2 separate regions of the Homo sapiens genome follow, and region 2 is linked to region 1. A link is a loop called in an ENCODE intact Hi-C map of the cell type or tissue named here. Cell type or tissue: heart right ventricle. All regions are shown on one strand. Each heading gives the region's core, and the rest is flanking DNA. Links, peaks and the distances in the headings are about the cores only.

Region 1 (16,443 bases), core at 3,700-11,699:
TAAGGAATAATAAACGAAACGTCCAAAAGGATCCCTCCTTTCAAACTGTCATGTACCAAGTGAGTTTCTGTAGAAGGGGCCCTTTTGGTTTTTAGCTGTGATTTTGTCTTCATTCCTTAGGGTTTATTTGACCCCTGTGTGGAAAAGGCCCGATTTCCCCACTTCCCCGCTCTTTTTTGTGTGTGTGTGCACAAGTCCATGTATGTGTATGTATGCACATACACCTCTCTTTCTGAGTTCACCATCCACATGCCATGGGGAGTGCACCCACACATTAGTGGAACTGAGTCATGCTGTGGCATGCAGCAGCCAGCTGTGGTGTAACTGCTGCCTGCTTGACTGTGAACAAGTGTTTCCCTTCTTTGCTAATGTCTAACCTCAAGGACCTTGAATTTGAGCTGCCAATTATTTTATGCAGACTCTCTCTGACATTTTTGTTAGGCTTTTGCGAAGGACATGTGTTGTATCTTTAATACTTTGGCGTATCTGAAGATTTGAGTTTGTGAAATATTAAGTTGGTCTACTACCCCCATCCCCCCACCCCACCCCTGCATCTAATTGACTCTAATTGACATTCATTTATTCAACAAACATTTATTGAGCATCTACAAAGTGCCAGGCAGTCTGCTGGATGTTGGCAGCATTGTTGGAAAAGGAAAATATGTTTATATCGTTGGTGCAGAGGGTTTAAGACAGAGAGTTAGGGTTGATAAATGGATTTTGGAATATCTAATAAGGGGTGGGGGTGGTGTTAGACTTCTCCCTAAGAATAGTGGGCATCCATTATAGGATTTAAGTGTGGTGAGCTGTAGTCAGATTTGAATTTTCAGAAGTCCACTGGCTGGGATGTGGAGAGTACACTGAAGAGCGTAAGAAGAGATGTGAGGATCCTAGCTGGGAAGCTGTTGCAGGAATTTGAGCAGGAGATGATGGGATGGCAGTGTCGTAGAGTAGGAGGAAAGCACAGGTTTGAGAGTGATTTAGGAGTTAACATTGGTGTCAAGGATGACTCTCCGTTTCTGGTGTTGGGAGGTGGGTGGATTGTGAAGTTACTGAGATCAGCGACACAGGAGGGAAGCAGGTTGGGAAGACACGGGGACAAGGGAGAGGTGATGAGTTTATTTTTGAATAAGAGGAATTTGCTATGCTTGTGAAAGACCTTAGGGAGGTCGGGGGTAGACTTGGATAAGGGGTGCAAGGGAGAGATCTGGCTTCTGTGCAGAACTGGTGAATGCAAGTCCTGAGGGTACATGGGATGGACCAGCAGGAGTGGGGGACTAGGAGAGAACTTGAGGAGATTATTTCTAAACGAAGGAGAGCCTGTGGGATTAGGGGTGGAGTGGTGCTGGGGCCGGACAGAAGTCAGAGGAGGGATAAGATGGGTAATAGGAGGTCTGTTTGGGTAGAGAATTCCCGTAGGCATTGAGGCTGTGCAAGGGAGCATAGAGGCCGGGCACTAGCCTGGAGAGTTTGTGGGCTTGTGATGGTGGTGGTGGTGGGGTTACGTTAGGGATAGATGAAGAAACAAAAATGAACGTTCCCCCTGGGCCTCCTCCCTTGTCACACTGACTGTTCTATGTTACACAGCCTTAAAAAAATACTTTAAAAGGTTTTGAAACAATCACAGACTCACAGAGAAGCTGAAAATACAGCACAAAAGAAGGTTTCTGAACCATTTGATTGTAAGTTGGTGACCTAATGCACAATCACCCACCATTTCTTTTATGTTAACAGGTATTTCCTACAAAAGGATATTCTTGAACACAGCCACAGTGCAATCATCAAAATTGCTATCATCTAATTCTCAGATGCCGTTCAGGTTTTACCAAATGTCCCAGCCATGTCCTTTATAATGAAAGGGTCAAGTTCAGAGTCATGTGTTGCCTTAACTTGTCTTGTGCCGTTAGTCTCCTTCAGGCTGGAACAGTTCACAAGCCTTTCCTTGACCTTCATAACCTTGACCCTCTTGAAGGTGAAAGGCCAGTTATTTTGTAGAGTATCCCTCAGTTGAGGTTTGTGTCTTTCCACATTCTTGAATTCAGCTGATGCGTCGTTGGCGGGAATATCACAGAAGGGATACCATGTTCTTTTTGCACCGCATCATGTGGTGCCCAATCTAGATGTGTCCTGTTACCGATGGTGCCCAGCTCCTCACTTGACGGAGGTTTGACTGAGGTGGTCTTGGCTAGCTTTTGCCTCTGGAAAGGTTATTCTCTTTGTGGAGGGTCCTTTGAAACTATGTAGCTATCCCATCCCTCGTGAAAATTTCATTTTATTTATTCATTTATTTATACCAGTGTGGACTCATGTTTCATATTTTATTCATCAAGCTATAATGTTACTGTCATTATTTTGACATTCAAATTGTTCTGGATTTAGCCAGTAGGCACCCTTTCAAACTATGTGCTTTCAATCCATCTCCAACATTCTTTGAACAATTCTTTACTTTCTGGTATAATAAGACCTACCAGACTCATCTTGTACTTACCCTGCTCCAGACTTAGGAGGGGGTGCCATGGGCTCTCCCACAGAGCCCTGATTTCTTTTATTGCAAAAAAGATGATCAGAAGTCAAGATCTGAGCACTAAGTATGCTCTTTGCTATTGGATGTCGCTCATCCTAGACTACCTCAGTGGACAGAGTTAAGGAATTCCATTGATTGTTGTTATTTACAGTAATTATTTTATTACAGTAGTTATATTCTATAAAGTATCTTCAAATACTGAATTAGCACATAGCTCCTAGGAGAAATACAGGCTTGGGTTCCTGTAGGATTCTGGTCACAAAATTTTTGTCAGCCAGTCAGTACATAACCTTGTTTTATGTGTGTTTCTATTTAAAGATACCTTACTTAATATATATTGTTGATTCATTAACATTGAATTCATGGCCACCAGCCTGAACTAAGCTTATTTAACACATGCATTTTCTCTGTAAGATACATCACAGCCTCCTTCTGCTTAGGAACGCTAGACAGCACCTCGGCACTATGTTTAGGGGCCATTTTAAACAGCACAATCAACAAAAGGCAGAAGATGGAAAAAGCTTGGCACTAAATAAACTGTGAAACGGAGACGTTTAGGAGACTGAAACAAGAAAGCAGAGAGTTGCTGGGTGACCTCAGCTGGGAACATGCAAGCCTGGCAGCTCAAATGTTTTGCTGTTCTGCACTCGTCCATGAGGGACTGCAAACGTGCCAGGAGTATTGATTTTGGGGTCACAAGTAAATTTTAACATGTGGATTTGCAAATACAGGCTCTACAAATAATGAGGATCACCTGTGTATCTCTGTATGTGCACACTGCTGCAGGGCACACGCACGGGTGTGTCTAACTTGAAACCCGTGATTCACACCAATACTTCAGATTCCAGCTTAACACAATGGGCTTCCTTCTAATTTTTCCCTTTTCTGGGCCACCATGGCACCCCCTCCTGCATCCCTTCCTGGCACCTGCCTGATATTTTCCCACCTGATGGCTCTAAGCCTGAGTTTCTCAGTAAGGGAAGAGCCGTGGGCAAGAAGCAAGAGGGATGTGATTATGTCTTATGATGACATTTATGTTCTAGTGTGCTAACTTAAGATAGAGCGATATTAACATATTTATAAAGCCTCTTTATATCCTCATAATTGAAAATAATGCAAGTGTCATCAAAATTAAGAAAAAAATGTTTAAGCTGGTGAGCCCCAATGATTGAAAAAAACTGGCTTTATGCTACTGGTTTATGGCAGTACCATGCCATTTGGGAAACAGAAGCACCTGCTGTTTTCTCTAGGCTCAGGTATGGATGCTGGGTGTTGTAAGAGTGTCAGGAGTATGTCCCTGGCTGGGAGATCCACTCTTGTTGAAGTAGCCTGTTTCCCTTGATAGACAGTAGTCCCCAGAGGGCAAGGGACTGTGTCTGATTTATTCAGTACTGTGTCCCCAGGGCTTGGCATATGAAGTAACTGGTGAACATTTGGGGACTTGACCACATCCCACCAAGTGGTTGCCCAGCCTCTCTCTGAAGTCCTCTCCTTTTCCTGTAGTACCTCTTTCTTTTCAGTTGCCCTAGAATCTCCTATCCTTCCTTCCTGCAGTAAGCCTTCCAGGCCCTCACTACCCAGAGGGATCATTCTCCCACAAGTTTCTCAAGCCTTCGGAGAGATTTTATAACCTAGTAGCTAAGACCATCAGCTTTGGAGTTACCAGAGCCACATTGGGTTCCCAGCTCTACCACTGACTAGCCACATGGTCAGGAGCCTGTCCTAGAACCTTTCCCCCCAGTCAGTTTAATGATCTGTAAAATGGAGATAAGAATAATGGCTATCTCATGATTTTTGTGAGGATTAAATGAAACACCATTTTGGAAGTACTTAGGAAGTGGCTGTACATAGTGTTAGCAAAGATGTCAGTGGTGTATAATTACTATATGAGAGTGTATGTGTCATGATTTTATGTAAAGTACAATCCCTTTCCCCAACTTGATGACTTCAAATTGGGATACAGACCTTGTTTCCTACTTCTTGCTTGTATCTAAACCGCCCCCTGACCCAGCATCTACCTGCCCACCTCAGCTTAGTTCAGTGCTTTGCAGCCAGTATTAAATATATGTTGATTTGTCATTGAACAATCGTCCTTCACTCTACGATCCTTCTACCTGTATATCATCTTGCTAATAGAGCAGTTTCCTTCCCTTTTGTCAGAGTGCTGGGGAGGTGCCGATTATTTTTTCCATCCTTTCTTCTTTTTTGATTACGAATCAATATTCTGTATACCATGGTCAGTGTCACAGTCTGCTGCCTCTAGGAAATGTTGTTTTCGTTGCTTTCTCCTTAATGCAGGTGCTATCCTTGGTCCCTATTGTACTCTTAGGCTTTCTGTAGACAAAGAGGTGGCTGCAAATTTGCCCTCTGTTTTTACCCTTTCAGAACTATGACAACAAGCTCCCAGAAGTTTTAAAACACAACACATTGCTGACCTGGTTATCTTGTAGCCCTGGGGGTCTTTATGGTAAGGGCTTTTAGTAACTGGATTGGATTTTGTGAAACCATAGCAGTCTGAGATACAGTGGATAATGAGCCTGCTTGTTCGTGAGATTTTTTTTCTTGTTGTCACCAGAAAAGCAATTTGTTAAAAATAAGCCATGTTCTTTGAAATAATGTCCCCTCACTTCTTAGGGCTGACTTCTCCACTTAATAGGTGAGATCTGCTGGATTGCGTTAATCAACATCTATTCTGTCATTGCTCTGATGATTTTATGTTACGTAGAAATGTATGAAATGAACATTTGCTCTGATGCTTTAGTGCAAAAAGATCTTCCAGGCTTTATGAAATAATCTCTTTCTTAAAGATTTGTAATCCATTATCTTTGTGGTAGAACTGGAAAGGAATGCCAGAGATAGTTCACAGGATTATGTATTGTAAAACAAACAGCATTTAGGAATGTATAACTGGTAGCAGGGGATACAGGAGTAGTTAAGAGCTAGGGCAGTGTTCAGACTTCTGGGTTCAAATCCTGACCCTACCGCTTCTTAAGTAGCTCAGTGACCATGGGTAATTTATTTGTCCTCAGTTTTCTTGCCTGTGAAATGGATTTGATGGTTCAATTTTAGTATCTACCCTTATGGGCTTGTTGTAGGGTATTTGCAAGATGGATGGAATACATAGAATCAGGCATATGGTAAATACTCATTAAATGTATTTTGTTCTTTTTGATCCGTTTTGCCACTTTTATTGTAATCTGTGTTGCAGGGAGAGGGCAGAAATTAAAAATACACCTTTGTAATTATTTAGAATGGTCAACTTCTGTCCAGTTCCTAGAAAGTAGACAAACCTGTACTTAGTATATGTTGCATAGACAGGGGATCCCGTGTCCTACAAAACACACATAGAGCTCGTGTGGAGTAAATGGAACTCATGTACACTGCTGGTGAGAATGGAAAATGGTACAACCTCTTTGGGAAACAGTACGGCAGTTTCTTCCAAAAATTGATCATACACCTATCATGTGTCCCAGCGATTCTACTTGACATTTACCCAAGAGAAATATATAAGCTACATCCTTGCAAAGACTTTCACATGAACGTCAAAGGCAGGCCATTGGATACATGCACTCTTTACCGTAAGCTTTATTTGTAATAACCTCAAACTACACAAATGTCCATCCACATGTGGAAGGATCAAGAAATCATGTTATGTCCATTCAGGGGACTAAGACTAAGCATGAAAGACAAAGACAAATGATCTCTCAGCATATGCAACAAGAGGGATCAATCTCAAAATAATTATGCTAAGTAATGAAGCCAGGCCAAAAAAAAAAAAAAAGAGTGTATACTATAGAGTTCCTTTTAAATAAAATTCTGGAAAAATGCAAACTAATGATAGTGACAGGAAACAGATGAGTGATTGACAGAGGAGAGTGGAAAGCAAGAGTTGAGGGGGACCTGATTTACAAAGAGGCCTGGGAAAACTTTTGAAGCTAATGGCTGTGTTCATCATCGTGATTGTCAGGATTACAGGTGTATACAGATTCTGAAACTTATTTGTGTTCTATAAATATGTACAGTTTATTGTATATAAATTATGACTCAAAAATGAGTGCTTTTAAAAAATCAGGCTTACTGTACAAAAAACCAATAGGTTTTGCTGTGCTGCTGTAGCACAGAATTCATCAGCTGATTTCCATAAACATTTCTGAATCATTTATTAGCTATTTTGTTTTCTTTTGGAACTTGTAGTGATTTATTAGGATTTTGGGAGAACGATATGTCCAAGAGAATTTGAATTAAAAACTTTCTGTCTTCTGATCAAATCCTCTGTGGCAGGTAAGGGATTTTGTAATCACTGCATTGACTTTATAATTAGTCATTACAGCATCAACTATCCTAAAAGTTTTTGTAAACTTTCAATTTTGCTGCTTGTATATCTAAATGGCCCTCTACTCCTTTAAAAAAAATTATAGTTTTCTCACTCTTTCCTCCCTTTCCTTCTTTCTATCCCGCCACCTCTCTGCTCGAAAGAACATTCACTTCTTCGTTGTAAAAGGACTGCGAAGGAAGCCACCTTTTTTGACATGAATAGACTTATAATTAGTGCTAAAATAATTGTAATTTTTATTGAGAAAAGTTAAAACTGAGAATTGTAAAAAGTTTTAACCTAAAACATAGGCATTTACGTTTTGACCTAAAAAATATGTATGTCTTCAACATATGTCTCTGAATGTGTTTCTGATGACTTCTCCACCATCTTTCTGTCCCAATTCACTCCTGTGCTGTGGGGTGTACAGTTTTCAGTTTGAGATGGAGTTTCGCTCTGTGCAGTGGTGCCATCTTGGCTCACTGCAACCCCCGCCTCCCAGGTTCAAGCGATTCTCTAGCCTCAGCCTCCCGAGTTGCTGGGAATATAGGTGCTCACCACCACGCCTGGCTAATTTTTGTGTTTTTAGTAGAGATGGGGTTTCACCATGTTGGCCAGGTTGGTCTCGAACTCCTGACCTCAGGGGATCCGCCTGCCTCGGCTTCCCAAAGTGCTGGGATTGCAGGTGTGAGCCACCACGCCTGGCCTAGTTTGGGGTTCTTTACAGAGAAATGTGAATTTAAAAGATATTTGAAAAGTCATCTGAGAACAGGCTTCTTTATACTTAAAAAAATTCTCTCAATCTATTGACAGATGTCTGGCCCTCACCTAATTTGGCAGTAATTTTCTTTTTTAGCAATGCACACAAAGCATTGTATTGAGTTTTCATAGGAACAGCAACTCTTTCTTTTTGCACTCATACTTCTTTGGCCCATAGCATATTTAAATATGCAATTGTACAATAAATACAACTGGTCTGAACGGGTTTGAGAACACACTACTCTAGCAGGCCTACCATGTAATGGTGGGTGCAGCCCACCCACTCAGGAGTGACTTTTAATTTGGCAAATTGGTTAAGCAGAGCTTGGTTATAAGATAGTCTACTGTATATGCATCTTGTAGGAAATCAAAACACAGCAAACTAGAAACCATTTGTAAAGCCAGATCTTAAAGACAATACAATGTACTCTTAACATTTAGGTAGATTTTCTTTTAGTCTTTTATGTTCATATGCACGTGTGTATGTATGTAGTTTATATCATTTTGTATCCTGCAAACAAAGCAGTGATGGATATCTTGGAACATAAACACTCATGTTTATCTTTATTTATTTCAGTAAATTCCTAGAAATGAAATTTTCAATCAAAGGAGTCTCATCATATTTATGACCCTTGAATAATATTGCCATATTGACTGCCAAAAATATGGTGCCTCTCTGGAGGGGAGTGTGTGGGTTTCTCCATATTTCTTGCCAGCATGGTGAGTGTTCAGACTCCTGCTAAGATGATAGAGAATATCTTGTTTGGATTTGTATTTGGAGGATAACATTTTTTTTTGTATCTGTTTCCTCGCCGTTTGTATTTGTTCTTTTGTGAAATTTTTACTACTGTCCTCTAACAGTTTTGTATCATGATACTTGTTTTATTTTCTTAATAAGCTTTTAAGCTCTAAATGGTGTCTCTTTGGTACATAGTAACCTTTTGTCATTTTCTGTAAAAATATTTTCAAAGTTTATTGCTTATCTTCTGACTTAACTTTACCTTTTCACATTTTCTCTTGTGAAACCTCTTTGTGAGTTCGTCTTGCACTGTTTTTACTTAGACCTTTCCCAGTGTGACTATGATACGATAGTTGGGTTATACGAATGCCCATATGAACACTGTATATGCTCTTATGTCATGTCTGTTTTATTTGTCCTGTAGAGCCCGAGGATGTAATCATTTTTGGCTTTATAAGTTGGTATTACTGTCTGGCAAACAAGTTTCCATCTTTTCAACATTTTCTTTACTATTTTCCATACATTTTCTTCTTCTTTTTTCATGTTTTGAGAGACAGGGTCTTGCCCTGTCACCCAGTCAGGAATGTGGTGGTGTGATCATGAATCGCTGCAGCCTCAACCTCCTCGCCTCAAGTGATCCTTCTGCCTCAGCCTCCCAATGTGCTGAGATCACAGGCATGTACCACTGCACCTAGCCTATTTTCTTCTGAAATAAATATCTCTAGATGGAATGTAGCCTAGGCTCCTAGTCATGGTGTGAGTTTCTCCCCAGCTTTTGTATTCAGTGGGTAATTTCACTGGGAACCTCATGTGGAGTCAGAGAGCCTTTGCTGTCTCATCTGGACATTTGTCTCTTTGCTTCTTAACATCATTATATTCAACCTTTACTTTAAAAAAGTGTTTTTGCTACTGCTTTTTAAAAACCTAGTTTGAATTGCCTTGTTAGTCTCTTATTAGAAAGCACTTGATAAATAATAATTACTTTCTTAAATGAGCAGTGCAGAGATTACATGTTCCTGCCTGTGACTGGTGTGATCCTTCCCATCTGGCCTGGCTATGACAGAGTGGAAGGTGGTGTCTGCATGCGTGTCTTCTTGCAGGATTTTCTAATAGCTCTAATAGAAAAGGAGAGACTGCCATGCAATGCACATGTCTGTAAAACATCCCTGTTGGGGTTTGGAGTTGAATGCAGGGTTTCATGGAGCTCGGATTGTTTGGACTGTCCGTTAAAAATCACAGTGCTAGGCATTCTCAGGAGTGGGGTCAGTTGCTTTCTTTTTTGCCTGTCATCTTTATGCATTTGCAGAAATTGTACAGCAGCTGACACATGTCCAAGCAGAAGGCAGAAGTTAGCTAGGCCATGTCTGTTTTGTCACCTCTGTGTTATGGGTGAGACTAGAGGGTCTGCCTGAAGATGACCACAGTGACTTTGGCATGGGCTGCTCCTGGAACCATTCCTTGGATTCCTTGGTGATCACTTTCTGGTTTTGGCATCTCAGTCTGGCCCAGTGATACTGATGTTTTACATTCCTAATCTGTCATGGCAAGGCACTCACCTATCCTTGTTTGCACATTTATAGGGAGCTATTAGCAGACAAGAAACACGACTGTAACAGAAGCGGGGGGTACACTGGCCACTGTCACCCCCTTTCTCCAGCCTCTCTGAGCTCCCTGTGTTGGTGGTCACCACCCTGATCAGAGATGCCATCTCACAAGGCCTCATCCCCGCTTTCACCCTGCACCTCTGACTGCTAAATCAGGTGCCGTGACAGCATCTGTCTGTTTGAAGTGTCTGCTACACTGAATGGCTCTCTTTTGGAGTTTCTGTTCTTTTTGCTTGTCTTGAACTTCTAAATCAAATGCATAGAGGAGAAGGATGTTAGTGCTGAAGATGTAAAAGGAGGAATTTTCACCTTCTGATATTTAGGAGAAACATACTCTGTTGTATTTAAATTATGAAACCGGAAGCAGAACTGTAGTCTTCCAGTTAAAAAGTCCTTTCTGAAAAGAAAGAAGACTCTTGAAGGAAGCTGAGTTATCCAAGTGATTCATCATTCAGGCAATTCTTTTTTTTTTTTTTTTTGTAGAGACAGAATCTCACTATGTTGCCTGGGTTGGTCTCGAACTTCTGGGCTCAAATGATCCTCCCGCCTTGGCCTCTCAACGTGTTGAGATTACAGGCAAGAGCCACCATGCCCAGTGCCTCAGGCAATTCTTGAGATATGTGTTTGGTTTCTTCAATAACAGCCAGGTGGATCATAGTGGCCCAAGACCCTAGGAAATATTTTTAGTGTTACATGTAATTTGGAATTTAGTTTGAACATTTTCTCCTATTCTTTCATCCATTTTTGTTTAGGTATTCTGTTCAACTTCAGTGACTGTTTTCTGGTACAAGATTTGTAATGTTATTTTTACCTAATTCTTCTTTTCCCACTCCACACTCTTCCACGACAGAAAGTCTGCCTGGCGGAGGACACCTGCACTTGTTACCCTGAGTTGATTCCTGAAACTTCGGACCCCTGGGTATTAACAGAGGACTCAGTGGGAGCTCCTGGTCAGAGGACTTGGATGTTGTCATTGTGAGTTGTTTGTATGTTAAAGGTCTTCTGCGTGTGTTTTGGGGAGGTGATCATGACACACAGATTTCCACTAAAGCTCTGGGTACCAGCTAGGTACACTAATACACTGATGAGGGCCTGCGTCTCTGTCCATCCCCTGGAGGAAGGAATGACAGAGTCAGCAGAGCTGAGTGAGTCAGACCTTTGATGATTTCCTTCTTAAAAATGCTTTTTGTTACTATGAAGGTGGTTGATTCCTCAAGCCTAGAGAATTTGCAGATGTGTAAGGGTTTTCTGAAGCTCTCCAGTTTGTTTCTCCTGATGTGTAGGTTTTTAGAGTGAAATATTGTACTGGAGATGTTGAAAACCTTTTCTGGCTTTAAGTGTACAGAACAAAGGTTCAGTTAGAAAATGTGCATTGTTAAAATGGCTTTCCTTCTTGAGTTGCTGTTAATGTTATAAACTAAACTCACACCATATAAACTAGTTTACGGGACTGAATACTTGTGCCTTTCATTTTTGCAGAATAAGCTGGAAAGCAAATCAGCATTTCTGTCTGTGGCCTATACTATGCCCTGTTTTCTGTTCTTAGTTTGGATTAATTTATGTTTCTTGGATGCTGAGATGTTTGATTTTTTTTTTTTAACTGAGCATAGCAATGAATCTAGGTTTGTTTGTTTTTTCTCAAAACAGTATATGTTGGCTAGAAATCTTTCTTGGATTGGAGGTGAAAGGAGGGAGGCAGTATGCATGTTTTTTCTGAAAAATGCCATTTACTTTCCATGTTTGGCTCTGATGACACAGCTCTGCTCTGTTAGAGAAGAGTGAGGCGCTGGAGAAGCTGCTGGAGTGGGCGTGCCCATTCTCATAGCGCACCTCCAGTTTCTCTCCTTAGAGGAGCTGGCCCACATGCTCCATCCTCCAGTTTGTGAGAGCTATATAGATGGCATTCTGCATCTTGATAATTCTACAGAAAGTATTTTTAAATCAAGAGAATTCTTGTCATAAGAGTTGCACTCGATTTTTCATTAACAACTGTAGTGGGTTGAATAGTGTGACCCACCTGCCCCCCTGCCAAAATTGTGTCTATCTAAAACCTCAGAATGTGACCTTATTTGGAAATAGTTTTTGCAGATGTAACTAGTTAAGAATGGAGATAAGATCATACTGGATTAGGGTGGGCCCTGAATCTGATGACTGGCGTCCTTGTAGGAAGAGGAGAGGCCACACAAACACATAGAGGAGAATGGCATGTGAAGATGGAGCCCCCCAGAAGCTGAAAGGAGAAAGGAAGTATTCTTCTAGAGCCTTGGAGGGTAGCGTGTTCCCACTGAAACCTGGATTTCAGCCTTCTGGCATCTGTAGCTACGAGAGAACAAATTCCTATTGTTTTAGGACACCAAGTTTGTGGTCATTTTTTTTAGCTCTGGGGTACTAATGTAACAACCAGCCCAAAATGGCAGAGATTGAAGGTCTATCTCCCATTGACCTTCAGCTTTAGGTATCCTCAGTTTATCTAGGTTTTATTTTTATTTTTAGAGATGGAGGTCTTGCTCTGTTGCCCAGGCTAGAATGCAGTGGCCTGCTTATGGCTCACTTCAGACTCAAACTCTTAGGCTCAAGCAATCCTCCCACCTCAGCTTCTTGAGTAGCTGGGACTACAGCTGGGTTCCACCACACCGGCTATTTTTTTTATTTTTATTTTTTGTAGAGACAGGGTCTTACTATATTGCCGAGGCTAATCTCAAACCCCTGGCCTCAGTTAATCTTTATCGAGGTTTTAAACTGCAATGTTTATAATCAGTGCAGTAAAAATTTCCGTGTGCAAAATGTTCCTGTGTCTGGTGCACCTTTCATTTTAATTTGGCCAATATATAAGCAAATTTACCAGCATCCTATACCACTGGAAGAAGTTTTCCGTGAAAAACTTAATCTGAACCTTTGGAAATGGCCTGCCTACTGCTTTTGTTGTTGTCCAAGTGAATTCATTCATACTCTCTTTCTCTCTCTCTCCCTCCCTCCCCGCCCCACACCCTTTTCTTTCTTTCTTTTTTTTTTCTGTTGCCTAAGCTGGAGCGCAGTGGCATGAACACAGCTCGCTGTAGCCTCAACCTCCTGGGCTCAAGCAATCCTCCTACCTCAGCCTCCCTAATAGCGGGCACTACAGGAGTGTGCCACCATGCCTGGCTAATTTTGTAAAATTTTTTTGTAGGGATGAGATTTTGCTATGTTGCCCAGGTTGGTCTCAAACTCGTGGGCTCAAGCGATCCTCCCACCTTGGCCTCCCAAAGTGCTGGAATTATAGATGTGAGCCACCACACCCAGCCCCAAAGTGAATTTTCAGATTCCTGAAACCTGCTTCTTTTTTTTTTCTTTCTTTTTCTTTTTTTTTTTTTTTTTTTTTCTGAGACGGAGTCTCTGTCGCCCAGGCTGGAGTGCAGTGGCACAATCTCAGCTCACTGCAAGCTCCACCTCCCGGGTTCACACTGTTCTCCTGCCTCAGCCTCCAGAGTAGCTGGGACTGCAGGCGCCCGCCACCACGCCCGGCTAATTTTTTTATATTTTTAGTAGAGACGGGGTTTCACCATGTTAGCCAGGATGGTCTCGATCTCCTGACCTTGTGATCCGCCCACCTCGGCCTCCCAAAGTGCTGGGATTACAGGTGTGAGCCACTGTGCCCGGCCAAAACCTGCTTCTTATATAGCACCTTGGGACTTAAGGAATGAACTGTGTCTCTGAAGTATTATATTTATTTGTTTACCTTTGTCAGCACTCAAGGATTCAGGTTAGAGCATCAACAAAGTTGAAAACCCTGCAAAGGATGCAGGGTGATATTGTATGGCTGTGTCCTTTGGAAAGTTTACTGGGAAACATAGCATTTGGGGCACAATATGCTAGTTCACACTATTAGGGTGAATAGAAGGTAAAGTCGATACACAGATACTGAGAGCAAGAAAAAGAGCATCTTTCAAATGAGAAATGATTCTCTTGGTCAATAGAGATAAATATACAGTATCTTGGTGGCATTGATTCAGGCCCTCCAACTTTGTGCCCCCAGCCCTGTATTCTCAAATGTGTACTAGAAGTTTAAATCCAGAGAAGTTCAGGTCCTCATGCTGTGAAACTCAATCGTGCAGCAGTGATATTTTCATATGAAGGGGTGGCAGAGGTACTTATATGTTTGAGAAATGTTACTGAGCTCCTGCAGTCTTGCACTTCAATGTGATGTTATTTGCCTAGATTTCTTGGAACAGGGTCCCTCTTATTTGCTGCGAAGAGCTCCCTTATGGCGGGATTGGCCCAATATAAATGGAACATCATTACTTCAGAGTAGTTACTAGTAGCTCTTGCATTAGCAGGTACTAAAAAGGAATGGCAAAATGTGGGAGATTTTTCCTCACAGAATTGCTAGCTAATTCTACCAAAGGGTCCTCCCAACACAGATGGCCTCAGGACCTCAGGACATAAAACCAGTTTGGAATGGAGAATCACTCTGCTAGTGTAGATGTCAGTTGTGCACATTTAGGAAAATCTTGCTGGTATCCAGTAGAAAAAAACATGCTTTCCCATCCTTCCCCGGCAGTGCCATGTATGAGCCAGGCTTTTCTTGGCCTAAAGGACTAAGCTGGGGGGTGGGGGGTGTGTTTGCAAAGGGAAACATTACCAGTTTGATTTACTCTTCAGAGTAATCCTATGCTTTGTAGGCCTTGGTATTATTAATGTGCAAATTATTATTAGTCTTAATTTGGAGACTGAGGATCAGAAAATTAAAACGACTCACTCCAGGTGATACAATGAGATAATTAGTAGAACCTTCTGAGGTACAAAAGGAAAGAAGTGGAAAAGGGTGTGAGTGTGTGTGTGTATCTGTAAAAGTTGGGGATTTTGTGGGGGATGGTTTCTGCTTTCAGCCATGTAATTGCAAATTTGGAGGGACTCCTGTTCCAGACAAGTGGGGGAATACCCAGCACCCAATATCCATTCAGTCCATTCTGTAGGGTGGAAACTGATGTGTGATCTGTCCTGTTATGTATTAAGCACTTGCCCCTTGATAATCATGAAGGGGACACAGAGACAGCCATGACTCTCCTCTCTGCCCTGATACAACTTACTGTAATTAATAATATGGATTAAATAATTTTTTTACATGTATTTACTGAAAAATTTTATGTATCCTGTTCATAATTTTAAAAATGCAGATGTGGCATTTTGTAATCTGTCTTACACATACATTCACTGAGTTAAATTGCCTTATTCTTATTATTTAATATATACATTGATTTTGTTTTGTTTTGTGCTTGAGTCAGTGATAAAAGAGGGAAAAGCTTCCTTGGTCCTGCACTGTGTCATGGACACTCCAACTTTATCTTAATAAAATAAGATGGAGTTTGGGTTTCTCTTGGGCCAGTTCTGTATCTGTAATAACACTCTAAGCTGTCGACATAACATCCATCACTGCCCAGACCAATTGCTCAGAGCCCATCGATGTTGCCCATCATCTGTCTGTGTGCCCTGCACAGCTGGCCCTGAGTGCCAGCCTGTCTTTCTTACTCCAGCTGACAGGGCTAATCAGGGTGATCAACGTGGCCTCCAGTCCTCATGGTGTAGTCACTAAGTGGATTTACTTTGCTTAATATCCATATGGAGTAACTGAATGGGCAGTGGAGATTTTAACTAAGTCCTGTGCTGGTTAATCTGTGCGGGAGTGGAAAAGAATGAAACATTACTGTATCCGTATAAACAAAAGCTCTTTGGGACTGCACATCCTAAACCAAGTGTGTGTTTATAGAAAGTGTAGCACTTTAGAATTATTCTTCAGATGATTGTCTACGGCTAAGCATGAAGGGAACTATTGGTTTGACAAATGCAGGAAATCATTTGTTCTATTTTCGCTGAAAATCTCACAGGTCATAAGTCAAAGAGAAAGGTAGTATCTTTTACATAGCTGATCCAGTGATCTAGTGATGGTTCCATCTACCAAAACCAACTTACATTCATGAGCATACTTTTGCAGTATTGCTGAGATAATGATTCTAAGTTCACTCTGTGGTTCTTATATGAAATCCTAGACCTTTATGGAATGAGAATGCATCGTACCTAAATTAAAGTTTAAATTGTAGCTAATCTATGTCAACACCAACTGAGATCGCCATTTGGTGTTGACAGTATTCCTGGAATTACTGTTAACATTTATTTTGCCCAAAACTCAAAACATACATTTCCTTCTAATCCTTTGTTTCTTGGCAAGTTGACCATTATCAGGCAGTTTTCCACTTGATCCAGAACCTATTTCCCTTTGGTTTTACTGTTTCTTTTAGGTTTATGTATTTCATTTGGAGATGAGAATAAGTCCGGTGAGATAGCAAAATATGAGAGAAAGGCATATGGACTCTTGGTTTTGGAAGATTAGTTGATTTGTCATTCCACTGAGGATTGACCCATCAAACTCACTGCTGATGTCACATCTGCCTTTAGTTGGTTTTTTGCTTTAGGTATTACTGTACTTTTTCCTTTGCTGTCAATCACATGATGGCTAGGATTCAGGATTTTC
Region 2 (16,443 bases), core at 4,731-12,730, 49 kb after region 1:
GCTGGCCCATGGCACGGTTCTGCCAGCCCCCCTTTAGTGTTGTCTCCGCTACTCCCTCCATACTTTCATTTTCTTCCTCTTTTCTACTTGAGATCAGAGGTAACTTACTATGCTCATAGCCTCAAGATCACTTTATTAGGTGAGACTGGAGTATCTGCCCTCCACCCTGCCACCGGAGAGGCAGCATATTATACATTCATTGTAGCACATGTCACCGTGGGTTGGCTGGCACTGTCCCCTGCTCCACAGAGGGTGTACTGGGCCATGGGAATGCGTCAGTGGAGAGAACGTGTCACTCCCCGAAGCCTCTGATGCTTTTCCTTCCTCTTGTGTTTCAGGCATGGGAATTTTCTCCCTCATTTCCATTTTGGCTGGTCCTTTGGTAGATGTGAAATTATTTTGCAAAGCTTAAAAACCATAGTTCTAAAATAAGAAATAACTATAACTACTATAACTAAGTATCAGAGATACAGAAATCTGCATCACACTGCTCTTTTGGTAAATTCCCTTTAATTAACAGGAAAAATAAACACAGTTCTCTTATATGTCTTGTTGTGTTGCAGTAAATTGGCTGGATCACAGCCGAACATTCAGAGAACAAGGAGTAGATGAAAACGAAACGTTGCTGCTTAGACGGAAGTTCTTTTACTCTGATCAGAATGTAGATTCGAGAGACCCCGTGCAGCTGAACTTGCTTTATGTTCAGGTACAGTATTTACTGCTCAGACACTGAGGTTGGTGAGATTGCAGGAAGCTCCTGGCTGTATCTTGTGGCGAGCAGGAGGGCGGCGCTGGCTTCTGCCACATTTATGGCGTCGTTTCCAGCAGGCGCTGCTCGTGGGTCCCCGCATGTGTTTGGTTGTGGTGCAGGTTGATATTCTGGATGAGCAGCTGACCATCCGGAGTAGGGCCTCCCTATGGCTTCCCAGATTGTGTCCTGGTAGCCAACACTGTGTCCCTCTCTGCCGGGCTTTGAGGGACAGTTGTATTTCACTTAACTGGCTCACCATTTCAAGTGCACTAAAGGTTTCTTAGCTGGCATCTTAGAATGCAAGAGAATGTTGGTCAGAAATCAGGACTCTCATTAACTGGAAGATATCCTCTCAATAACCTTTCATGTCTTTACCCTTAACTAATTGTTAAAACTGACAAGTCATTTAACATATCTGAGTTGCGGTTTCCCAGTATGTAAGATGTGGATTGCACTAGATTGTCCCCAAGGTTTCTTGTGGCTCAAGGAAAACATCATCCATCTTTGTCCTCTCCTACCAGCTTCCTTTCTTCCTTTCCTTCCCTCCCTCCCTTTCCTCTCGTTATTTATCCATCTATCTGCCCATAGAAATAATGTAGGGGTTGGCAAACTACAGTCATGCCTTTTGCCTGTACTTGTCAATAAAGTTGTATTGGAACACAGCTTATGTATTCAAGTATTACATATTGATAAATCCCCTTGAGGGTTATGTAATTGTTACACATATCTTCTGTGGCTGTTCTCGCATTCTGGTGACAGAACTCAGTGACAGAGACTGTGTGGCCCAGGAGGTTTGAAATGTTTACTATTTGGCCTTTAGAGAAGTTTCCTGACCCCTGAGTTAGTGGACGGAAGGATGGCATGGAAAGAGGGCTGAGAGGAAAGAAGTGGGGAGGCCAAAAGGAGAGAGATAGCAGGGCAGTGAAAAGATGCTTGTTGGCTTAAGGCTTAGAGTGATAGCTTGGAGTGTCCATCTTAGGGTGATCTGGGGGTCATTTAGAGAAAGGAAAGGCTGAAAAGGTGGGGGGGGGAAGCAACAGCAGTGATGGATGGAGAAACTGGGAGGAGGAGGAGTTCAGACACAACAAGCTCCCCATTTTAGGATGCATTCGCTTGTCATTTCCCCTGCTGTCTTGAGTATTGAGTTCTTGTCTGTGTGTGTGTGTGCCTATCGCCTTTCTTTCTCTTCCTCTATTACATTGGTTTTTATCTGGGGATGGGGGTTGGGTTGATTTTACCTCTAGATATTTGATTAGCTAGCTTTGTGATTTAGGATTGTAAAAAGTACACTGTATTTGTCTTTTGGCCTCTTTGAAGCTGATCATTTCATATGAGTTTCCTTTGCCTCTTTTTATAATCACTTCTGCCTTTCTGGACTGTCATCAGACTTTGCTTTTGCTGTACTGGACACCTCTAATGTTTTCCATCTACAGGCCATTTTGGACAAAAGTTTGTTTTTCTTTTGCCTTAGTTTTCTCCCATGCGGTGATCATCCACTGTGTCCTGCACATGTCACCGTGGGTTGGCTGGCACTGTCCCCTGCTCCACAGAGGGTGTACTGGGCCATGGGAATGCGTCAGTGGAGAGAACGTGTCACTCCCCGAAGCCTCTGATGCTTTTCCTTCCTCTTGTGTTTCAGGCACGGGATGACATCCTGAATGGCTCTCACCCTGTCTCCTTCGAGAAAGCTTGTGAGTTTGGTGGATTTCAAGCCCAGATACAATTTGGACCTCATGTGGAACATAAACACAAACCTGGATTTTTAGAGTAAATGACATTTTGTTTCTCTTTTTTCTCTTTTCTCCTGTCTTCTTTCTCTTTCAGCTTTTTATTTTTGAGCTAGGTGTCTAAGATCATACCCTAATTTCAATCATTTGTGAGAATGCTAGCTTTTCTTCCATCGAGTAGATGACCAAATTTGCAGATTTTGGGGAAAGCAAGAGAAATTCAGAAGTTTCTTTTGCTGAATAGAAATTCAGTGATCTGTGTCCCCCTCCACCCCCTTTTTTTCCTTCTACTTCGTCTTAGTGAAGAGGAAAGTAAAAAAAAAAACCAAAAAAAAAACCGCTCCAGTAGGGCCAAGGTGTGAACGCCAGTGTGGGGGTTGTGGGGAGGACATGAGCTTTCCTGTAGGATGTGCCAGTCAGCATGAGATGTGTCCAGCAGGCCATTCTTGGTATTGTGCATTCATTGTATTGTTTCAAGTGTATTGCAGGGAGAGGATAACGGAGAGGCTTCTTTGGCCCTTGACCCCAGTTTCACTTTGGTGGAAAGTAGTTGGGACCAGAGTATGCCTTTGAGTAAGAAGAAAACTTAACTTTTCTTCTGGTGGCAGAGAATGCCTGGCCAATATGCTGTTTGGTCTATACTGAGTTGTTAACCCCCCAAAAAGCAAACCTCTGCCCTTGGGTTAGCGAATCCCAGGGAACCTTTACAAGGTGACGCCGTGTCCTGCAGTGTGCCACACATTGTGAGCCTGAGGCTGAGGACGGCTCTGAGCAGTTTCTACCACCTACTTAGTTCTGTATTCTCCAAATGAGTCATACTGCCGGGTGTTCCTCAGGGCCTGCTTTTACCCCACCAGTCTGGCTTCCTTCCTCAGGAACCTCGGGAAGCTTCCCCTTCTCTTCCGCCACCTATCGAAGGCCATGTGCACAAGTTCCTTTAGCAGTTTCCACGTTCCCACCTTCTAGCCTCACGGCTGGCCCCTCAGATACAACTGATGTCATCAGCCTGAGGATTATGGCCACGGATATTGAGGAATAAACACCAAGAGCTAGAGGGGCCTTGGAGGAAACAACATTTTGTTTCTGTTGCTAGAGTGACTGGTGACAAATAGAAAATGGAGGGAAGATTGATGAATTTTAAAAAATGGAAATAAAACGTTTACCTATTTTTAGGCATTTGTAGCTGTGAATCTATGTCTCCCTGGTAGGAAGGCGATCCGAATGTAGTCATTCACCGGGTTCCTATATTGATGATGATGCCACCATGGTCATTTTATTAGCTCCCTTTCTCCATAGCCCAGGGGCAACTAGTTCTCAGGACTCCCTGTGAATTGAGAACATAGTATTTTATTTGATAGATATGGAAGAAGCAGCAGAGAGAGAAGTGGCTTGTTCACACTTACTTAAAGAGGTTCTCCGCAAATAGCTTCTGACTTCTAACACCGGGTTCTCATTTTCAAAGGCATTCCTGCTTTCAGTGAAAGGCAAAGTTGCCCCTTTCACTGGTCTCCCACTATGCAGCAAAGGTACTTAAAACTGGGATTACAAGGTGCTTTGGTCTACTTCCTAGTATGATGGGTCGTACCAACCAAATCATCATGAATGTTACTGTACAGCTGACTGCCTGTGTCGAGATTACAAACTAACATCAAAGCATTGGTATTGGTCTTAAAATTAGGTCCTGCAGTTTGTGGTCCTATTGAATGCTCCACACTCACACTCCAGCAACAGTATTCTTCCCTTAATAATCTGAGACCACAAGAGTTAAGCAATTGCATTGAGTTTGTTTCTTTTTTTGTAAGATTATAATATCAAGTTTATGCCTGTAGTGGTACCTGTACCCTTATTCAGATTCCAAATTAAAATAAGGTGGTTTTGCCTGGTGGCAATTGTTTTTCCTTATGAATTTGATTTACTTTTTAATTAGGCCAAATTAGGTAATGAGGCATTTTTACTTAATGTAGATATTTAATTGGGTACATTATTGCTTATACCATGCAGGTAAAACTTCTTGAGGATATAAGTCCCTTCTTAATTAAAACAAAACAGCGAGGCCACATTTTGCTGATTTGCGAGTTGGATAGTCAGGTCCTGTTTTTACCTGGGCTGTCCCTGGTGACTGGCTGGGCTCTCTTTTGCAGCCTTTATATCTTTCCCAATCTAGCTTTCATATGTGTGATCTGCTTAAACAATTTAGGGTTTTAAAATAATAATGAGAAGGTTGGACTTGTGACAGTCATGCTGAAGATGCAACCCCCAGAAATTTCAGTTACGTAGTTTCTGAGGCAGGTACATAGGAATGTGAACAAGGGCATATCTTTTAATTTTTTGAAAATTTGCTCAGCATTTTTGCTCGAAGTTGCAATATGGACATTTTTATGAGATTCGCTTCGAACTTTCTTCAGACTCTCCAGTGATTTCTGGATTTGTTACTTTAGTGAAGGTACTCATTTAGAATAATGAAAATCATCAGAGCTTGAAAGATTTTCAGAGTTTTCAGGGATTTAAGGATGATTTAATATATCCATCTACTTTATTGATGGGGAGAATAAGTGCTAGAGAGAGACAGAGACAAGGCCCAGAACAGTCAAGTGTGGGGAGCCAGGAAAAAGCCAGTTCTCCTTAATTGAGTCTGATGTGCTTTATCTACATGACAGTTTTCCTCAGGTCACCTTCAAAGGGTCCTAAGAAGGGACATTTTATTGGTGCATGAAGTAAAAACAACACATAATCTAGTAATCAGGTATTTGCTTTATGCTTTTCTGTGTTGAGAAAATGCTTGCAGAAAATATGCCATGTGATGTGGAATTTTGTACAAATGTGTGGGGTTCATGTGAAATTTTGTTACCTATATGTGAGCCTGGTGTTTTTCTTTAACTCATTGAGAACTTGCAGATGTGTTTTATTGTGTCAGGTACAGGGAAGATACAAGGGAGATATTATATACTAATTCCTTGCTGTTTTTGAATCTACAGTCTATGTGGCAGATAAGTATATGAAATGGTTATTATGCAGAACCAAAACTTGGCTCTGATCATCTCAACAAAGTCCAACTTTTAAACTGTATTTTAAGTGCAGGATGGTCTATTCAGGAAGTAGACTATGGAGACTACTATGGATTGTTTCTAAAAAGGTGGGAAGAGTATCATGCAAGACGCAATGTTGATTAAAGAAATTGACAAAGTAGAAGGTCAATGTAAAGAAGAATTAACTCTTAAAACAGCCACAACAAAACATAATAATGACTAATTTCTAGACCTTTAAAAACACTGTGGATAACTTTAAGAAGTGGTCAGAGTAAAAGCCTTCTATATTTTATTGGAGAAGATGAGAGTTACTGGTAGACTTCAGCTCTTAAATCAAGTATACATGATAAAATTGAAGGTGACTCTAGGTGACAGATATAGAATGTTAGTACACTATTTTTTCAACATTGTGCCGTGTTTGGAATTTTTCATAAGAAAATTGTTGGGAAAAAAATTGAACATAGCCTAAGAGAATATAGATAGACTGCATATGGAAATAATGAAAGAAACCAGACTTCACAAGTTCTTTAATAAAGTTTTAATACTGGTCAAAACAAACAAGAAATAACCTGTATAGCTTTCAAGCCAGTAGGGGTAGGAGGGAAGAAATGCAGGTATGTTGACCATTAAAATAGGAGAAGTGCAGGGCGGCTTATGGAAACAAAGTGAAAAGAACGTATGGAATAAGATATGGTAAACACTTTTAAATATATTAGGCATCATACTGAATGTAAGTAAATGAAATGCAGCAATTAATAAACAGAGATTCTCATTGAATGGAAGTTTTTTGTAAGTCCAGGTCTATACTATCTCTAAAAGACACAATTTTAGACAAAGAGCAGAGAGAATGACAGAGAAAAGTTTAAATGCATTGAAACTGATAAACCAGGAAATTTCTACTTAAATCAAAAATGTAGCTGCTGGAGCAGCTACATTTGGTGTTACACAAAATAGACTGTAAGGCAAACAAAGCGTAAGTAGAGATAAAGAAGATTATAAAGACAGAAGGACTAATTTATCAGGATACTAAATAATTGTGAACCTGTATATGTGCCTAACACTGCCTTAAATGTATATAAAGGAAAAATAGACTGTATTGCAAAAATTTCAGATATGCAGTTTTAGTAAAGTAATTTAACATACTTCCCTCAGTGAATGATTAGTAGAACAAGATCAAAATAGAAGAAATAAGATATTTAAAAGAAAGTAATGAAATAGAAACCACAGAGAATCAATAAACCCAAAAGCTGGCTCTTTAAAAAACTTAATAAACCTTGGGTAAATTTGATCAAGAAAAACAAAAGCAGAAAAAGGCAAAATAAGGTTAAGGGATGTTAAAAAGCAGTTGAGAATGTGATAAACTAGGAAAATTTAGAAAAAATGGATAATTAGAAAATTGAAATAAATTTACAATCTTGAAAGAAATTGACTTATCAGTTTAAAATATACCAGTCAAAAAACAACAAACACTAGGCCCAGGTTATTTCAGAAAATAAAAAAGTAAAGCTCCTCTCCTTAATTTGAAACTAGCAGAACTGTAATACCAAAATGAATACAGACAATAGAAAGCTTTTAAATTGAATATAGATGTCTTCCTCACAAAAGTTGATCAAATATTAACTAAGTCCAACATGACATATGTGCGTGTGTAAGTGCAAATTATAACTAAATAGTGTTTCTTTAAAGGAGGCAAAATTCATTTATTTAACAAATAATTTGTTGAGTGCCTTCTACGGGGTAGACACTAGACACTGGAGATACAGCAGTGAAAGACACAGTCAAACATTTCTGCCCTCATGGAACTTAAATTCTAGTGCGGAAAGAAAGATGATAACTATTAAGTAAGTAAAATACATAATATATTCATGATGATGAATGCCAAGATAAAAAGGCAGAAAGGGGGAATAGGGAGTTGGTGTATTTTAGGGATTGAGAGAGTTTTTTTTTTTTTTTTTTGGAGACAGAGTCTTGCTCTGTCGCCCAGGCTGGAGTGCAGTGGCGTGATCTCGGCTCACTGCAAGCTCTGCCTCCCGGGTTCACTCCATTCTCCTGCCTCAGTCTCCCGAGTAACTGGGACTACAGGTGCCTGCCACCACGCCCGGCTAATTTTTTGTATTTTTAGTAGGGACGAGGTTTCACTGTGTTAGCCAGGATGGTCTCGATCTCCTGATCCTCCTGCCTCGGCCTCCCAAAGTGCTGGGATTACAGGCTTGAGCCACAGCGCCGGGCCTTGAGAGAGAATTTGACATTTTAGAATGGATTACCAAGAGACACGTTTTCACAGTAGAAAATTTGTTTATATAGTTTACCATGTGCGATTTTTTTTAAAAAGACTATATGATTGTCTTAATTACTGGAGAGAAAGAATTTCATAAAATAAAATAATCTTGATGACAAAAAGAAAAACTTCATGGCATGCCAGAAATTCATGAAAACCTTCTTAGTCTAAACAAGTATGATAATTAATAGTTTAATATTAATTCCCTTTAATGTCCAGAAGGATGCTTGCTCTCAGTGCTTCTTATCAACATGATACTAAATATCCTAATGAGTGCAATAAGGAAAGAAAAAGAGCTAAACCATATCAGGATTGAACAAACTGTCATTAGTTGCAGGTGATAGGATTATCTACATAGATAATCAGTCAGTCTATAGAGAACCTTACTAGAATTAACAAGACTTTTAAGTGTGGTCTTTAGAAAAAAAAAAATCAACATATAATAGCAAATAGTATTCCCATACAAATCAAAAAAGAGGAAATATAATTGAAAAAAGGGAGTTACCTTTTATAGTAGTTACAAAAAGTATAATTTACCTAGGAAGACAGCTGTCCAATGATCTCCAAGATCTCACCAATAAAATGATAAAAGTTTATTGAGGAGCATAAAAGGAAGTCTGAGTAAATGCTATGTTATTGCTATGTTAATGGGTAGGAAGACTTGTATCAGGTAAAGTACTTCTACCCAAACTTACAGATTCAGTTCAATTCCAGTCACTTACATAATAATGAGAAAACTTATTCTTAAAATGGACATCTCAATAAAGCTGTTAAAAATTAATATGAACTAGTCAAGGCTCAAGAATGGTAAAGACTAATTGAAGATATATGAAGGACTCATACAACTACCACAATTTTTTAGAAAGGTAAAGTAATTAAAACACTACATTAGTATCATAAGGTGATATAGTAATTCAAAAGATTGATAAATTTACCTTTATTAAAATTAGAGTATCTTATTAGGAAAAGACCTCATCAAGAATAAAGCTCCAAACTGGAAAAAGAAATTTGCATATTTGCAATGCATACTCCAAGATCAGATTAATATCCAGAAGATATTAAAAAAGAAAAAAAAAATCTAAGAAAAAGATCACCCAGGATAGCAGTATATACTTCAAAGAGAAGGAAATGTAGTTGACTTATAAAGACATGAAAAGATGTTTAACCTAATAAGTGATTCAGAAAATACAAAATCAAAAGGGACAGAGCATTTCATGTCTCTCAGATGGGCATACATTTAAATGTGTGAAGACAACCAAGGTTCTTTATAGAGGAAACAAGGTATTTCAGAATATGAATCTTTATATTTAAAAATATATACACAAAGAGAAACCGGATGTATTATTCTTTATAGACACAAGGAGATACAGGAAGATATTAAAATATCTGTGGAAACTAACTTCAAAAAAGTGGCAGCTGGGCGCGTTGGCCCACGCCTGTAATCCCAGCACTTTGGGAGGCCGAAGTGGGTGGATCACCTGAGGTTGGGAGTTCGAAACCAGCCTGACAAACATGGAGAAACCCTGTCTCTACTACAGATACAAAATTAGCTGGGCGTGATGGTGCATGCCTGTAATCCCAGCTACTCGGGAGGCTGAGGCACGAGAATCACTTGAACCTGGGAGGCGGAGGTTGCAGTGAGCTGAGATATGCATCATTGTACTCCAGCCTGGGCAACAAGAGGGAAACTGTCTCAAAAAAAAAAAAAAAAAAAAAGTGGCTACCTAATAAAGAAAGGATATGGGATTTCCACTAATTCTGTAATCTCTACTTTAATAACAGAAGAGAAGTAGCAGTCATAAAGCAGATATGACAACATGTCAATATGTATTTCTCCTTGGTGGTAGGTATATACTTTATAAGGCATATACTTTTCTATAATTTGAAATGTTTCACACTCAACTATTTTTGTTGTTGTTGTTGTTGTTGAGACAAGGTGTCACTCTGTCACCCAGGCTGGAGTGCAGTGGCGCCATCTTAGCCTCCACCTCTCTGGTGCAAGCAGTCCCCTCACCTCAGCCTCTCAAGTAGCTGGGACTTCAGGCATGCACCATCATGCCCAGCTAACTTTTGTATGGGGTCCTAGTTTGATGCCCAAGCTGGTCTCGAACTCCTGGGTTCAAGCGATCCACCCTCTTCAGCCTCCCAAAGTGCTGGGATTACAGACTTGAGACAGCACACCCAGCTCACTTAACATTTTTTTAAAAAAAGGTGGTTGCAGTAGTCTGGGCTTGAAGTGATAAAACTTATATTCACCAAAGTTGGATATTTAACACATGGCAAAGGCAAAAGTAATAGGCACTGGAGGCCAGACAGAAAGGTTCCATGAGTCTGCGTGTTACGTGAAGAAATTGTCCAAGGGCTGAGTGTGGGCAGGCAGGTCACAGGCTTAGGAAACCTCCCTCATCCTTGACTCTCACAGCCCCGCTTCCTGTTTGGGAATTCCTCGGAAGTATTTTACTGAGAAAACAAAGCAACCCAGGGTATGAATCTTTGTTGAGAAAGAATTCACAGTGGACTTGGAAATTTTCCCCCACAAACTCAAGATAATTCTACTGTCAACAAGCAAAGCTTTTGACCCAGTAGGAGGTCTTAAGCCAGTTTTTCACTTGGCCTCTGTTCAAACACATATTCCTCCTTTGGAGTTGGTCATCTGTGTGTGCTTTTGTCAGAATAATTTGGCCCTTGATTCTCTTCTTCACCACCATCCTCCCACTAAATTAAAAGTAAAGTGCAATAAAAAGCCACTTGCGTACTTCCTCCCAGTGAACTTTTGTCTTGTGTTTCTGACAGCCCGGAGCTCTCCTATCCTCTCAGTATTGGGAGGTAGTGACCATTCAATAGTGTCTGTATTGTTTCATCCTAGCTGTCTTCTGAGGTTGATGCCTGTCTCCCTAACTACTTTCAAACCAGGAACCGCTGAGGGTATCCAGCCCTGAGCTGTCTCTGAGTTCCTGGGCAGTGGCGTGTCCTTATATTAAAGGACATTTGGATTGGTTCAGGATGACAGAACTGCTGTGTGACCAAGATAGGTCTTCAAATCCAGTTCTTAGTTTCTCCCATGCTGCTGTGGTTTGAATGTGTTCTCTCCAAAATTTGGGTGTTGTCAGTGTGATAGCGCTAAGAGGTGGGGCCTCAAGACATGATTAGGTCATGAGGGCTTTTCCCTCATGACTGGGATTAAGGCCCTTAGAAAAGAGGCTTCACGCAGCATTCACCTTGCTTGGTCTTCTGCTCCTTTGCCTTGTGAGGACACAGCCTTTCTCTCCTCTCCAGAGCATGCCACCCATACCAGACAGCTGAACCTGCCAGTGCCTTGACCTTGGACTTCCCAGCCTCCAGAACTGTGCAGAAATAAATTTTCTGTTCTTTATAATTGAATTATAAATTATAGAATTAAGTATAATTGAATATAATTAAAAGACCGGTCATTACCCAGTCTGTGGTATTCTTTTGCAGCAACACAAACTGACTAACAAGCTGTTTTCTGTTTCCACTTTTTCTTGCCACTCTAGGCGTTTCCCAGCTCACTCAGTGCTTCCCTCCACCTGTGTTATCACCTCACTTAACCAGAACTTCAGAACTTAACTGCTACACTCAGTTGCAGACATTTTGACCTTTGAGTCTGGATTCAAATCCAAGTGTGTTTGAATCTGTAATTTGAGCTTTCAGCCCACTGTGTCAGTGGTTCTCCAACTTCATCTGATCAGAATTATCTAAAGGGCTTGTTACAAGATGCCGGGCCTCACCCCCAGAGCCTCTTATCCAGCAGGTGTGGGATGAAGCCTGAACACTGGCATTTCTTTTTCTTTTTCTTTTTTGAGATGGAGTCTCGCTCTGTCGCCCAGGCTGGAGTGCAGTGGCATGATCTCGGCTCACTGCAAGCTCCGCCTCCCGGATTCAGGCCGTTCTCCTGCCTCAGCCTCCCGAGTAGCTGGGACTACAGGCGCCCACCACCACGCCCGGCTAATTTTTTGTATTTTTTAGTAGAGACGGGGTTTCACCATGTTAGCCAGGATGGTCTCGATCTCCTGACCTAGTGATCCGCCCGCCTTGGCCTCCCAAAGTGCTGGGATTACAGGCGTGAGCCACCGTGCCTGGCGAACACTGGCATTTCTGTCACATTCCCAGGTGGATGCTGCTGGTCCTGGGGCCACACTCTGAGAAGCTTATGTGATACCAGATTTGACATGTTGTTGTTAATCATTTGGTGATTCAACAACACAGTTGGAGTCAGGATCCTGGGTGTTCCAGCATCCTTTGGGTGATGCTGTCCCTATTGTACCTCCACCATCCCTCCCCTCTGTTCCTCTACCCTGTGCTGAGTGGATACTCTGCTGCTTTGTTTGTATGTTCATGTGGATCCCCTCCGCTCTCACAAATGAGGCGACATCCCTTGTTTTCAATTCGTATGAGCGATAACACTCATAGGTTGTAAGCCTCTCCTTTTCAAGTGATAAAAACCAACTTAGAGAAACGGTGACTTCCCTGTGGTCATGCAGTGACTTGATGGCAGCCCTGGGACAGATAAGAGGCAGTTCACATTTCTCCAAATCATTGCTGCTTCCCTGTGTGCTTGTAACTTACGGTCAGACTAGGAAACATCTTTGGAACTTCTCTTTTGGAATTACTTGTAGAGGCAGCTTAAATTTTACATAAGAAAATGAGGTTCGATTATGTACACACAGTGAAATAATATTTAGCCTTAACAGTGAAGATACTGCCATTTGTGACAACATGGATGGACCTAGAGGACATTATTATGTCCTCTGAGTGAAATAAGCCACACAGAGAAATGAAAATACTGTGTGATCTCACTTATGTGGAACCTTAAAACATAACAAAGAACTCAAATACATAGAAACGGTAGGAAAGTGGTTACTGAGGGTGGGGAAATGGGGAGATAGTGGTCAAAGGGTACACAGGCTCAGTTACATAGCATAAATAAGTCTAGAGGCCTAATGTTCCTTATGTACAGTGTGAGGGCTATAGTTGATACTATTGTATACTAGAAATTTGCAAAGAGTAAATTTTAGGTAATTTTACAAAGGAAATTTACAAAGAGTAAATTTTACCACACACATAGAAACTGAGATGATGGTTACATTAATTTGCTTGACTGTAGAAATTCCTTCACTATATATTATATGAAAACATCACGTTGTATTCTTTGAATATATACAATAAAATAACAAAATTGCAACTCATCCTTCAAATAGTAGAAAATGAAGTTTTGGTGACATCTGTGTTTGAATTCAGATCCTGCTCCCCTAAATGTGTTAAATTCCCCTTCCCTGATTCCACTGGCTTCTGGGCATTTCTATAAAACTCAGTGGCCACCACCTGGTCTTCATTGTCATATTCTGATTATTATTTTATTCCACAGGGTCTGAAATACTGATCACGTGGGATGTTGTTTGCCTACAGGGTAACTTGGAGGGGTCAGGGTGCGTAGTGGCCCAGAGCATGGTCCCCAGTGCCCACGGATGAGACGGCGTGTGTGCTGTGACCCTGGGCAACTTAGCATCGCTGAGCCTCAGAGTCAGTGTGTAGAATTATCTAAAGGGCTTGTTACAAGATGCCGGCTTCCCACGGCTTTTGTCAGTACTCAGTTAATCTGCTGGTGCTTGTAAAGCACCTGAAACAGGGTTTGGCCTTCAGAAAATGGCAGCTGTTTTAATTGTAGAAACTCTCTCTCAACCTGGTTTGGACTATTAGTTGGATAATCCAAAAAGTCATTTAAAATGTAGAATCATAACAGGTGACATGTACCACTTGAAACCCATTATTCTAACTTTGAACTTACACATTTGTTGCTACTGTTTTGATGTAGGGCCAAGGTTTTTTCTTGTGTGCATCTCCTGATTGGATTTCTGCAGTGTCTTGCATGAACCATGCATAATGCATCATCTGTGAAGGAATTTAAAGACAACCATGAAGCAATCTGAGGACAGAATATCTTTAGATTTCCATGATTTTTTTCCTTTTCAGTATTTGACAGCTATCTATATGTCATTTGATACATTTTACAACTATTACCCTTAGGAAGAATGCAGTAGCTCAATTTTTATACTATTTCAGCAGCTCATGGGCTATGTCAGTGTATCATATAATCATGTGCTCTCCAGCCAGCTGCAACAAATTGGAGAACAAATACAGTGGACTTGACCAGAGCAGAAGTCAGGGTTTGTGAGAGAGGAGTCTGTTGGCTGCGAACTTTCAACCTCTCATGGATCTTACTGAGTCTATTAGAGATTAGTGTACTAACTTTACTGGAATAGAGGATCTGCTATTATGACTGCATTCAGAAAGGGCCATGCTTAAAAGGCTGGCAGTAGGGTTTGGCGGAGAAGTGAGTTCTCAATGCACAGTTTGTAGATGGCTGCCCTTTTAAGGTGAGAACAATTTAAGGAGACAGTGGGAGGGATTTTGCTTGACCAGAACTTGCTTAATTAGGAAAATTTCCAATCAACTTTGATAGTCTGACCCATTTTTTCTCTGACAAGGCTGACAGATTGCACTTGTATACATGTCCCAGATGTTAGGAACCTTCCAGACTCAGGTTTGGTAATCAAAACAACAACTGAGCTGGAACTACTGCGCTGCTGGCTGGCAGGCCTTGATGACACCCTGCCTGCTCCGTGCTGACATGGCACCCACACACGGCTGATTTACTGGGGAAAATACATGCCACACACATGCACACACTATTCATATCTTAAAATGGTTTTTAAACTCCCCACAAACCGATTCTTGAGACCTCAGGGGTAACACCTCTAGTGCACCTTCTGATGTTGGTTTTAGTAACTCCTGAAGACTGCATAGGAGGCAGATTCGGATGGGCTGGTTTGGCGGAGTTTGAAAGAAGGGCGCTTGCTGCAGTACAGGACTTTCTTGCCAGTGGTGGTCAGCATATTCTACCCCTGCTGGTCCCCTGGACACCACCATCTGGTATTCTTCTAGTGACAGCCATTGCTCTGAGAGGGCTTGACATGGAGCCCTTTTTGGGTGCTTTTGTTAACCTTAACCACGTCTCTGTTGCTGATGGAGGAGCCAATGCCTAGAGGCTGGCAGCAACGGTTCTCTCATGATGCCACTTCCTTATTTTAAATGGGCCCCTGGAGAAAGCCTGAAGCAGCTGTGTGTTCAGGTGGACCCACTTTTGTTCTGGGAGGTCAGAGGCTCTCTGCTACTTACTCACAAGTCCTGTGCCTTCAGCTAAGTCTTTACCTCTCTGAAACTCAGCTTCCTCTTTTGTGATGTTGGTGCCGTCCAATTCTCTCTGAATCATTCATTTTTGCCCATGGAGTTGCTTAATGATAATTTTAATATCTAAACTGCTGCAGATTAGATATTTCTTAGATCCCTCCTTCTGATGAACTTGGAATCTCTCTTTTTTTCTTATTAGTGAAATCATACAACTGTTCCTTTGTGACTGCCTTCTTTCCCTTAGCACAGTGTTTCCATGTTGTAACATATTTCAGTACTTCCTTTAGATCCAAATGATGTTCCATTGTATGGAGAAACCACATTTTATCCATTAGTTGATGGACTTTTGAGTTATTATCATCTTTTGGCTATCATTAATAATGCTGCTGTGAACGTTTGTGTACAAGTTTTTGTGTGGGAGTGTTCTCATTTTTTTCTGGGCATATGTCAAGGAGCAGAATTGCTGTATAATATTTTAAGGAACTACCAAACTTTTTTACAGCAGCTGTACCATTGTACATTCCCGCCAGCAGTGTATGAGGGTTCCAGTTTCTCTATGCCTTTGTCAACACTTGCTGTTGTCCATCTTTTTTATTGTAGCCATCCTCGCGGGTATGTATTGGTATCACATTGTGGTTTTTCTTTGCATTTCCCTGGTGGCTAATAATGTTGAACATGCTTTCATGTGCCTATTGGCCATTTGTATCTCTTCTTTGGAGAAATGACTGTTCATGTCCTCTGCCCATTTTTAATTGGGTGTTTGTCTTTTCATTATCAGTTAAAGGTTTTTTATATATTCTGTATATATTGTAATTTCCTCATACATAATTTGCCAATATTTTCCCCCATTCTATGGATTGTATTTTCGCTTTCTTGATGGTGGTATCTGCAATTTAAAAGTTTATAATTTTGAAATAGTCCATTTTATTTTTTTTCTTTTACTACATGTGCTTTTGGTATTGTATCTAAAAACTCTTTGCCTAAATCAAGTTTGTAAAGATTTACTCCTGTATTTTCTTCTGAGAGTTTTATAGATTTAGCTATTACATTTAGGTCTGTCATAGATTTTGAGTTAATTCTAGTGTATGGTGTGAAGTAGGGGGTCCAATTTCTGTCTTTTGCATGTGAACATCCTGTTGTCCTAGCACCAGTTATTTAAAAAAGTATTCTTTCCCCACTGAATTGTCTTGGAACCCTTGTTGAAAATCAGTTGACTGTAAAGGTGAGGGTTAATTTCTGGACTCTCAATTCTATTCTATTGACCTGTGTATCTGTTCTTACATCATTACTGCACTGTCTTTGTTACTATGGCTTTGTAGTAAATATATTTCTTGTATCTCTTTTAATTTATTATTATGTCCTCCTTTTCACCACTACTACCAAACTATTTATTTTTGAAGAAACTAAGTTATTTTTATAGAATTTCTTGTGTTTGGGTTTGGCTAATTGTAT

What was found. A loop is a pair of places that touch in the nucleus more often than their neighbours do. Peaks named below come from ENCODE experiments on the same cell type or tissue, not always from the same donor. Only the 100,000 strongest peaks of a DNase experiment are listed, where the experiment ranks them.
Region 2: a loop joins it to region 1, with 2.7 times the contacts of the local background. A loop is called at or near these places in 3 of 110 quality-filtered maps.

What each region holds. Positions count from the first base shown.
Region 1 is chr15:62,607,563-62,624,005 of GRCh38, forward strand. TLN2 (talin 2) reads left to right here. Exons shown (of 59, transcript NM_015059.3): 3 at 10,789-10,913. Among named protein-coding and RNA genes, the nearest start is that of MGC15885, 29 kb to the right of the region's middle. In heart right ventricle, for the core only: no CTCF peak of the experiment used is centred there; no DNase peak of the experiment used is centred there.
Region 2 is chr15:62,655,381-62,671,823 of GRCh38, forward strand. It overlaps TLN2 (talin 2), which reads left to right. Exons shown (of 59, transcript NM_015059.3): 8 at 564-706; 9 at 2,391-2,518. LOC105370855 (a long non-coding RNA gene) reads right to left here. Exons shown (of 5, transcript XR_007064673.1): 4 at 13,589-13,692; 5 at 3,684-3,802. Among named protein-coding and RNA genes, the nearest start is that of MGC15885, 18 kb to the left of the region's middle. In heart right ventricle, for the core only: no CTCF peak of the experiment used is centred there; no DNase peak of the experiment used is centred there; H3K27ac peaks cover 759 bases.